Regions from separate parts of the Homo sapiens genome. Here region 1 is linked to region 2. A link is an interaction called in ENCODE POLR2A ChIA-PET data of the cell type or tissue named here. Cell type or tissue: PC-9. All regions are shown on one strand. Links, peaks and the distances in the headings refer to the core of each region. The heading gives the core; the rest is flanking DNA. Region 1 has its middle 2.9 kb from the start of ITPKA. Region 2 overlaps MGA (MAX dimerization protein MGA).

The links. Peaks named below come from ENCODE experiments on the same cell type or tissue, not always from the same donor. Only the 100,000 strongest peaks of a DNase experiment are listed, where the experiment ranks them.
Region 1: POLR2A ChIA-PET joins it to region 2 with 14 read pairs; 3 of 35 experiments call an interaction of 5 or more read pairs at or near these places.

What each region holds. Positions count from the first base shown.
Region 1 is chr15:41,488,251-41,493,628 of GRCh38, forward strand. No RefSeq gene overlaps it. Among named protein-coding and RNA genes, the nearest start is that of ITPKA, 2.9 kb to the right of the region's middle. RefSeq lists enhancers at 2,053-2,172, 2,141-2,435, 4,526-5,026, 5,027-5,378 and a silencer at 5,264-5,378. In PC-9, for the core only: no CTCF peak of the experiment used is centred there; DNase peaks (open chromatin) are centred at 2,301 and 5,011; H3K4me3 peaks cover 829 bases.
Region 2 is chr15:41,756,173-41,761,550 of GRCh38, forward strand. It overlaps MGA (MAX dimerization protein MGA), which reads left to right. Exons shown (of 24, transcript NM_001400225.1): 19 at 1,616-1,667; 20 at 4,151-4,357. Among named protein-coding and RNA genes, the nearest start is that of MAPKBP1, 16 kb to the right of the region's middle. In PC-9, for the core only: no CTCF peak of the experiment used is centred there; no DNase peak of the experiment used is centred there.

The DNA.
Region 1 (5,378 bases), core at 66-5,065, 270 kb before region 2:
CTGCTTGTCATCTTAGGAAGCAGAAACCAGCACTGTGCCTGGCAGAGGGTGATGAGTGGTGATTTTGCTCCTGCCACTGGTGCTGCCCTGGGGATGGGGTAGAGGTGGGCACAGCTATGAGGCAGGCTGGGGTGAGGACCCCAGAAACCCCTCACATCACACATCCCATTTTCCAGGCCCTTTTTTCTTCCCTAGTTTTGTACCTGAGGGTGATGTTTCTCTAGAAGAGATGCAGCCCTCAGTCATGATAAATCCTGAAATTTTTTTTTTTTTTTTTTTTTTTTGAGACGGGGTCTCTCAATCTGTTGCCCAGGCTGGAGGGCAATGGCTTCATCACGGCTGACTGCAGCCTCAACCTCCCTGGGCTCAGGTGATCCTCCCACCTCTTCCTCCTGAATACCTTGGACCACAGGCATGTGTCACCATGCTTGGCTAATTTTCTTATTTTTTGTAGAGATGGGTTTTCAGCATGTTGCTCAGGCTGGCCTCAAATTCCTAGGTTCAAGTGATCCTCTTGCCTGGGCCACCCAAAGTGCTAGGATTACAGGTACCAGTCACTGGGCCCACCCCTGAAGGTCTTTGATGGGGGTGAAGACTCAGGCACTTCAAGAAGCAGACCTCAGGCCAGGCGCAGTGGCTCATGCCTATAATCCCAGCATTTAGGGAGGCCAAGGTGGGCAGATCACCTGAGGTCAGGAGTTCAAGACCAGCCTGGACAACATGGAGAAATCTCATCTCTATTAAAAATATAAAAATCAGCTGGGCATGGTGGCAGGTGCCTGTAATCCCAGCTACTCAAAAGCTGACACAGGAAATTTCCTGAACCCAGGAAGCAGAGGTTGCAGTGAGCTGAGATCACACCAATGCACTACAGCCTTGGCAACAGAGCGAGACTCTGCCTCAAAAAAAAAAAAGCAGACCTGTAGGGAACAGGAGGATCAACCAACTGAGATACCACAAGAAGATAGGTTCTGGCTGGGCACAGTGGCTCACACCTATAATTCTAGCACTTTGGTAGGCCAAAGCAGGAGGATTGCTTGAGCCCAGGAATTCAAGACCAGCCGGGACAACAGAGTGAGATCCCTGTCTCTACAAAAAATTTAAAAATTGGCTGGGCATGGTGACACATGCCTCTGCCTGTGGTCCCGGCTACTCGAGAGGCTAAGGCAGGAGGATCACTTAGGCCCAGGAAGTTGAGACCGAAGTGAGCTGTGATTGTGACTCTGCACTCCAGCCTGGGTGACCGAGTGAGACCCTGTCTCAAAAATAAATAAATAAATAAAGGAAAAGAAAAAAGGTTATCTGCTCAGACATGTAAGCTGGCCTTGTGGCCAAGGCAGAGAGACTCTCATGGCCTATCTCAGAACAGCCACCTAATGACCATCAAAACCTTGACACACTGGCGGGGTGCAATGGCTCATGCCTGTAATCCCAGCATTTTGGGAAGCTGAAGGAAGAAGACTGTTTGAGGCTAGAGTTCAAGACTTGGCCAACATAGGGAGACTCCATCTCTACAAAAAGTTTTTAAAATTAGTTGAGCATGGTAGTGTGTGCCTGTGGTCCCACCTACTCAGGAGGCTGGGGCAGGAGGATCCCTTGAGCCCAGGAGGTGGAGGCTGCAGTGAGCCATGATGGCACACTCTAGCCTGGGTGACAGAGTGAGTGAGACTTTGTCTAAAAAAAAAAAAAAAAACCCAAAAACAAACAAAAAACAACCTTGACACATTCCTCTACACCCCAGTGTCCCCCTTTTCTGTTGTTTAATTTTTTAAAAACTGTCTCTGGCGGTCAGGCGCAGTGGCTCACACCTGTAATCCGAGCACCTTGGGAGGCTGAGGCAGGCAGATCACCTGAGGTCAGGAGTTCGAGACCAGCCTGGCCCATTAATGTAGTGAAGCCCTGTCTCTACTAAAAATACAAAAAATTAGCCAGGCGTGGTGGCACACACCTGTAATCCCAGCTACATGGGAGGCTGAGGCAGGAAAATCGCTTGTGCCAGCAGGTGGAGGTTGCAGTGAGCTGAGGTGGTGCCACTGCACTTCATCCTGGGTGACAGAGCAAGACTCTCAAAAAAAAAAAAAAAAATTTTATCTGGCCTGCTTAATGCTTAAGTGTTTGAACATCCCCACCATTTTTTTTTTTTGTGGCACTCAAGAGGCCATCCCTTCCACCTCCATACTAGTCAGTCTGATTTTTTCCACATCCCTTCTACTCAAGCATCAAAGACTGAGAAAAATGAGTCATAAAAGAACAGATGTTCTAGGGTTTCAACGTTTATTCCTGGCATGACTAAGAGGACGGAAGAGCCTGCTGACCTCATCCTACAGCTATACAGGGACTCCCAGGCCTTGCCCCAAGACGTACCCTTATGTTTTCTGACTGTAGTAGGTGGGGGCAGACTCTACCTTCAGAAGGAACTACAAGATGTTTCTTTGTTTTGAGATGGAGTCTGGCACTGTCGCCTAGGCTCACTGCAACCTCTGCCTCCTGGGTTCAAGTGATTCTCCTGCCTCGGCTACCCAAGTATCTGGCATTACAGGTGCCCTCCACCATGCCCAGCTAATCTTTGTATTTTAGTAGAGACGGGATTTCACCACGTTGGCCAGGCTGGTCTCGAACTCCTGTCCTCAGGTGATCCACCCACCTCAGCCTCCCAAAGTGCTGGGATTACAGGTGTGAGCCATTGCACCCGGCCAGGAAATACAAGATGTTAATGAAAGAATTTGAGAACATGAGCGAGGTGGCTCATGGCCATAATCCCAGCGCTTTGGGAGGCCTGGGTGGGCGGATCACCTGAGGTCAGGAGTTTGAGACCAGCCTGGCCAACATGGTGAAACCCCGTCTCTACTAAAAATACAAAAACTAGCCAGGCCTGGTGGCGAGCACCTGTAATCTCAGCTACTCAGGAGGCTGAGGCTAGAGAAGCAGGCTGAGGCTCTTGAAGCCAGGAAGCAGAGGTTGCAGTGAGCCGAGATCACGCCATTGCACTCGAGCCTGGGCGACAAGCACGCAGGAAGTCAGGGGACCTAGCCAGGATACACTGCCTTTTCCATCAACTGGCTGTGTGTCCTTAACCTCCCTGGTGGAGCCACTTAACCTCTTTGGTACTTCCGTAATGTGAATGAGGAGGATAGATGGATATAAGGCCCCTTACTGCTCTAAGAATCTATGGGATTGGATTTCAGTTCAGCATCCATTTCCAGGTTTGCGCTCATCTTTCCAATGAGAGACACCTGGGCAGGTAGAGCAAAGAGCAATTCTCTGGCTGCTGGTATAGTAGACCTAAGGCTTGAGCAAGTGCCTGATACAAGAAGAAAAGGAATTGCCCCTTTTTCTTGGCAGCCAGGACAGAGACCCAGTGCCCAACCTGCTTATACCTCCAACCCTGCCCATCCATCGCCTGACAGACAGGAGTGCAGGACAAGTTCTCGCCCCTCATTGCCCTCCCTACCTTTCCAGTTCTGGCAGTTCCTTGCAGGCTCTCCCCACCTTGGGTTTCCTCCCAGCCCCGTCTCTGAGGGCAGCACCTTCCCACATCCTGACGCAGGTCAGTGTAGCTGTGAAGGAGGCAGAGGAGTGAGTGTCTGAGACACGAGTGATCCAGGTCCTTCAAGCTGCAGAGTACATCCCTCACACACATACTCAAGATTCCTCCAGATGGTTGTCCTAGAGAAGGTGGCGATGTGATTTCCCAGGTTCTCCGTGAAGTAGTCAAGTATTCAAACTCCTCTATGCCCTTCTTCCTCTTACCCCTTCATTCCCTCTATTTCTCCTGCCTCTCTCATTGCCATTCTTTCTTACATTATTTTGCTTCCTTCCTCAGTTCTCCAGGATCTTCACCTATTTGTTTATTTTGAGATAGCGTATGACTTGTCACCCAGACTGCAGTGCAGTGGAATGTCATGGCTCTCTGCAGCCTCGACCTCCTGGGCTCAAATAATCCTCTCACCTCAGCCTCCTAAGTAGCTGGGACCACAGGTGCATGCCACCACACTCAGCTTTTTTTTTTTTTTTTTTTTTTTTTTTTGAGACAAGTTATCACTCTGTTGCCCAGGCTAGAGTGTGGAGTGTGGTGGTGGAGTGTGGTGGTGATCTCAGCTCACTGCAGCCTCGACCTCCCAGGCTCAAGTGATCCTTCCACTTCAGCCTCTCCCCGAGTAGCTGAGACTACAAGTGCACACCACCACACCTGCCTAATATTCTGTATTTTTAGTAGAGACAGGGTTTTGCCATGTTGCCCAGGCTGGTCTCGAACTCCTGGGATCAAGCAATCTGCCCGCCTTGCCCTCCCAAAGTGCTGGGGTTACAAGCCTGAGCCACTATGCTTTGCCGAAGATTCCCGTCTTCCCACTGAACCTTCTTCTTTCCTTCTCCTGGGCCATTCCTGAGCCCTGGCTGAGGGGAGAGAAGGGAAGGAAAGCCCCTCCTGCGGCCATCTCAGCATCCAAGGCAATCCTTCTGGGGCTGCTCTGTCTCCAGGGCCCCAGCCATCCCCAGACACTGAGTGCCTGAGGGGGGACCCTCACTCCTGTGGCACTATGGTAAGATAGGAAACAGTGGCTTCTCCTCAAAGCAGCCTCGCCGGTCGGTCAGCTGACTACCAACATGGGAAGTGGCCGAAGATCCACATGGAATGACACTGATAAGCACTTTGCAGTGTCTGAAACTCTTAAACATCAGTGCTGTCTTCCTAGTTTTACAGACACAACTCTGTGGGTTGGATGAGGTTTTTCTAAATGTACAAATGCAGAAATATACGGAGGGAGTAAAGGGACTGCCTACAAATCACATCTAGAGTGTGGTGTACCTGATTTCAAGTCTTTTATTTTATTCTCGCAGCAACGGGAGAATCCGCAGTCGAGGGAGGTGAAATGACTTGCTGAACGCCACACGGCGGACTCCAAGCCCCGAGCTCCTATAACAGAGGAGGAGGAAGGCGGGCTCAGCTCCTGCCACCCAGCAGCGGGGGAGATGCAGCCCGGGACTAGGCTGGGCCATGGGGACAGATCCAGGCCCCGCCCCCTGACCTTGTTCTCTGCCCGCCGGGAAGTGGGGAACTTGCGGGGAGCAGCCTCAGCTAGTCCCTGGGGCAGAGTCTCCACTTGGGTGCACGCCCTGGGGTGGGGCTTCTTCGGGAAGCCGGGGGCCTTCAACTCTGCTCAGGAGCTCGGGCCGGAGAAAGGCCCCGAGACTTGAAGCCCTTGCCCGGGAGGGATGAACACGCAAAGGAACCCGAGGAACGGGGTAGGGGACCAAGAGTAGGACCAGCTTCTCCTGCGCGGGGACAGGGCCTGTGGAGCGGCCTGGAGGAATCTCTCCCAGCCGCGAAGCCCGGGAAGGCTGCGAGGCCCCAGCGCGGAGCGGCCCCTCCCACCTCC
Region 2 (5,378 bases), core at 317-5,316:
TAACTAACAAAGGATTAGTGTCAAGGGTATAAAAAAATTGTTACAAGTCAGTAAGAAAAAGATGACCCAGTAGAAAAGTAATGGATATTAGAGACAGTTGACAGAAGAAGAAGAAACCTAAAAGCCCAGCAAACACATGTACATTTGTTCAGCCTCACAAGTAATTAAGGAAATACAGATAAAACCACAGTGACTTTACCAATTCACACCCATAAGACTTCAAAAGTGGAGATTTCTGGTGGTACAGTTATCTAGGTGTGGAGCAATGGGAACTCGCATACTGCAAGTGGGAGTGTACATTGTTATTACCAGTTTAACAGTTACTGAAGTTGAAGGTGTGCATATCTTTCCTCTGCTCCTATGCCCCAGAAAAATTTTCACAAGGGGTCGTGTATGGGACTGTCCATTGCAGCATTGTTTGCTATTATGAAGATTTAGAAACAACCTAAATAACTACTAACATTCTGAAAAAAAAATTCGGGGAAATTCACATTGTGGAATACTATATAACTATATAACAATTAAAACAATTGGAATTGGAACTCTGCGTATCAACATATCTCAGGTGTAATTTATTTGTACTTTTATTTTCGATATTTTTTGTAGAGACGGAGTCTTGCTATGTTGGCCAGGCTAATTTTGAACTCCTGGCCTCAACCAGTCCTCGTGCCTTGGCCTCCTAAAGTTCTGGGATTACAGGCATTAGCTACTGTGCCTGGCCTTCAGGTGGAATATTGAATGAAACAAATGAGTTGCAGAAAGATATAGTATAGTATATAATATTTAAAGTGGTACTTTTTTTGTTTAGATATATATATATATATTTCTAGTAAGACTTACAAAAGTGTGCATGGTAAACTCTGTCTTAGAATGGTTACTTTTGAGAAGGAAGGAAGGGAATGTGATTGAGTAGACTGCACATAGAACCTTCTGTATTTTTGAGATGTATTATTTCTCAAGCTAGATGGTTCATATGTGGGTGTTCATTATACGCTTGGTCCTCCTTCACGGATGGGAAGACCAAGTTTATAATGGAAAAGCATGTATCCACAAATATAGAAAGCATGTATTTGTGGATTCACCCAACTGTGGATTGGAAATACTTGGAAGAAGAAAAATTGCATCTGTATTGAACATGTATAGACTTTATTTTCATGTCATTATTCCCTAAACAATACAGTATAACAACTGTTTACTTAGTTTTTACATTGTACTAGGTGTTATAAGTAATGTAGGGATGATTTATAGTATACAGGAGGAGGTGCCTATGTTATATGCAAATACTATGCCATTTTATATCAGGGACTTGAGTATTCAAAGATACTGCTGGAAGTTTTGGAACGAGTCTTCCCTGGATACTGAAGGACAACTTTAAATTTGTTTATATGGTTTTGTATATTAAATATTTCATGATTGTACAAAGTAATTTGAAGTTTTAGTGACTATTTGTACACTTTTAGAGAAAATATATAATGTCAAGTAAATAATGTGGCCATATATCACACCTTGGGAAAAAGAAACTGGTTGTAATTTGGAATGGTTTGGTTGTAGCTGTGAAATAGGTCTTAGATTATTAAATTTCAGTAAGACACTGAAAAATCCTGTCTTTATCCAGGTCCTGTACTCACATCTCTGCAGATGAAAAAGCAGCTGAAAGGAGTCGAAAGGTATTTAGGATATATTTAGTGATAATTACTCATTGAATAAAATTGTTAACATTTATCTTAGGGTTGAAACAACATTAGCTATATTAGCCACGATTTTTTCTCAGGGCTATTTTTGCCAGTGAGTTAATATAATCAGTTTTTTCTCCTTAATCAAATTATACTGCTAATGTCCTTTTTTTCCCTTTTAATTCTTCTCCTCAGAGGATAGACTAATGTAGAGGAGTTAAAAATGGATATGAAATTTATGAGAATATATGTGGTTATTTGAAAACTGTTCTTGTAATGGTCTGATGTAAAACAAGGTGCCATTCTTTCTTGCTTGGGCTCATGATTTTAAGTGATTTAAAAAACTATGCTCTGCAAAATGGCTAGCAGTTAGGGATCCATGAAAAAATAAACCTTTAATTTTCTTAATCTTTTTGGTTTATATCATAGTAACATAATTAAGCAGGGTTTTTTGTTTATCCTAACCAACAGTAGGCATGGAGGAGAGTTTGGTTTGTTTAAATTGTTTTCCACTTGTTTTTCTATCTTAATTTAAAAGATTAAAAAAAGACAATGATGGGGGTTGGGTTGAAGTAGAGGGTGGCATTTGGTTCCTTTAAAAAATCATAGTGCAGTTTGTTTGGTTTTGATCTGATTTGGGACTTATATGATACAGCGTATTTGCATGGTTGTAATTATTTGCATATATCATTATATTTGGCTTTTAAAAATTTATTCTGAAGCATTTTTCAGATATAACAAGAATTTTCATAATAGCTTATTTACATAATTCATTGTTTTGTACCCAAATAATTACATGCAAATTCTTGCTGCACTTTGCTATATTTAATGTTTATATTGCTTTTCTTTCTGTCTTCTTGGCTGTTTTATTCTCCCATTCTATGTTAATGCATAATGGGTTTAACTTTAGAAAGGCAGTGGCTTTTACATTAGAGTTTTTGGTTACGGTCAGAGTTACGATTAAGCAAACAGTGTCAGAAAAAGAGACAATTAGAAACATCAGAGGGAAAAATCACAAAACCAAGAAACTGCACAGGACAGGAAATATTATTCACTTTGTATGAGTAGTGTTTATAATGTCATAATAGTTAATGTTGATGCTTTTTTAACGTTTATAACCTGTGATTAAAATATAGAAGACTTAATTTCAGTCTTGAAAATGTGAGAATACAAATGACAAATTGGGAGGTGAGAGAGGGAAGAAGAAATAAAGGGAAGGATACAGGTGCTGATACCCTCATTTTACAAAGTAGAAAGGCAAGATAGATTGTTTATTGTTGATGAAATAAGAAATTAAGGTAGAATTCAAGTTGCTAAGGGATCAGTAGAACAGCTAAAAGTAGTGATGTAACTATATTGGGATGATAAGATGGTAAGACATAAGAGTGATGTGAGCTAAATCCTCTTCTGCATAGCAAGAAGTCAATAGATAGCATTGAAAATGGAAAAAAATAAGCTTATGTTACTATTTTTGGTTTAGGATATAGATTTAAGAACTAGAAGAAGCTGCTAAAAGAATTAAAAAGTGATTGTTTCTGAGGATCCAGGTACAAGTTCAGGGCACAGTTGCTTTTCATTATAAGCTTCTTAATATGTGTGTGTGTGTGTGTGTGTGTGTATTTTTTTTTTTTTTTTTTTGTAAAGATGAAGTCTTACTGTGTTGCCTGTGTTAGTCTCAAACTCCTGGCTTCAAGTGATCCCCTACCTTGGCGTCCAAAAGTGCTGGAAATTACAGGTGTGAGCCACTGTGCCTGGCCAGCCTTTTCATATATTTTAAGTCCTATATGCAAAGATTGTAATAGAATAAATAAGATAGAGAAAGGAGGCTTTAAGCCTTTCTGGGGATCAAGAAGGACTTTCCTGAAAAAGTGCAGAGTTTGAGTTTTAAGTGTTAAGTTTTAAATGTTAAGTTTTAAATGTTATGGGGGTTTAGGTAAGAGGTGGGATAAGTAATCTAGGTACAGGTAAAAAGCCTGTGTAATGTCAGGGAGGTGTGGGATTGTGTAGTATATTTTGGGAATTTCTAGCAGATAGGAATGGTTGGAGAGAAAGGTGATTTAGAAGAGTGGCAGTTGATTTTTTACCAGATTGAGGAGGATCTTACAGTATTTTTTGAAAAACATTTAATGTAATTTGTATCATGAAAACAAGTTTTAGTAATACAATAAATTACTTAAGCTCTTTCAGATCTCGTACGCCTGTAACATATACAATTTCTTCCTCATTTGAAAATCACTGAAATTTGAACTGAGAGCTGGTAAGATCACTTTAGCATGTATTAGAAATTACACTGTTGGCATTGTAAGAGTTAGATTTGAAGGAAGGATAGACTGGTAGTAAGATGACCAATTGAGAGGCTGTTACAACAGTCCAGACAAAAGGTAATGAGTGCCTGAAATAGGGCAGTGTCATTTGAAACAGAGTAAGAGGGCCAACTACATGTTCAAGATGTTTAGGAGGCAATCTTGTTTGGACAGGCTCCACCAATTCCTCTAAAACTGAAGCCTGATTACTGGAGTGACAAACTACAGAAAGAAGCAGAAGCGTTTGCTTATTATCGCCGGACACACACTGCCAATGAGCGGCGGCGGCGTGGTGAAATGAGGGATCTCTTTGAGAAATTAAAGATCACATTGGGATTACTTCATTCTTCCAAGGTTTCCAAAAGTCTCATTCTTACTCGAGTAAGTGTTCTGTGTAAATGACAGTAAGAGCTTGACTAAGAGATTCTTACCGATGATATGAGAAAGATAATCCACTGACATATAAGGGAGATTGAAATAGAGCTGCTTAAATGTAACAGATGAATATGGACTAGTGAATGCCCAGTAAATCCCTTAGGGGGAAAATCATTATGCTAAGTCACAGTAGGTTTTCATTGAAAGTCAGATTTTTTTTTTTTTCTTTTGAGACGGAGTTTTGCTCTTGTTGCCCAGGCTGGAGTACAATGGCACGATCTTGGCTCACCGCAACCTTTGCCTCATGGGTTCAAGCGATTCTCTTGCCTCAGCCTCCTGAGTAGTTGGGATTTCAGGCTTGCGCCACCACACCTGGCTAATTTTGTATTTTTAGTAGATTAGTAGTAATTTTGTATTTTGTATTTTTAGTAGAGACGGGGTTTCTCTATGTTGGTCAGGCTAGTCTTGAACTCCCGACCTCCAGTGATCCGCCCACCTCAGCCTCCCAAAGTGCTGGGATTACTGGCATGAGCCACTGCACCCGGGCAAAAGTCAGGTTCTTTATTGGCACAGCTATCCTTTCTTCAGATAGAGTCAGAAACTCTGGTTAGCCATGTTGACCACATTCTCGTTACATTGGTGTTCTTGATAGCACTTAGTACAGGTTATCACAGCATAAAGCACAGCATAAGTGATATTTTAATATGCTTAACAGTTGACAGTCATTTTAAAAGAAAACCTGAAATATTCAAGGGAGCAGAAGTTTTAATTTTGCATGTAGAATATCTAAAGTAATTTCGTTTAAACAGTTTTTAAGTAGAAGGTGGAGGAGTACAGGATAAGCATTCATATCCCTCTAGAGCAGTTATTTCAACCAGATTTTGGTTAGACTAGGAGTTGATCTTAAAGTTGATTATTAAAATCTAAGCAGAGCACAGGTGTTTTGTATCTCCTCGCAGTGGTGGAATACCTACTACCATTCAGTGATGCTCTTTGGAAATAATCATGGTCACATTCCTTAAAAGTG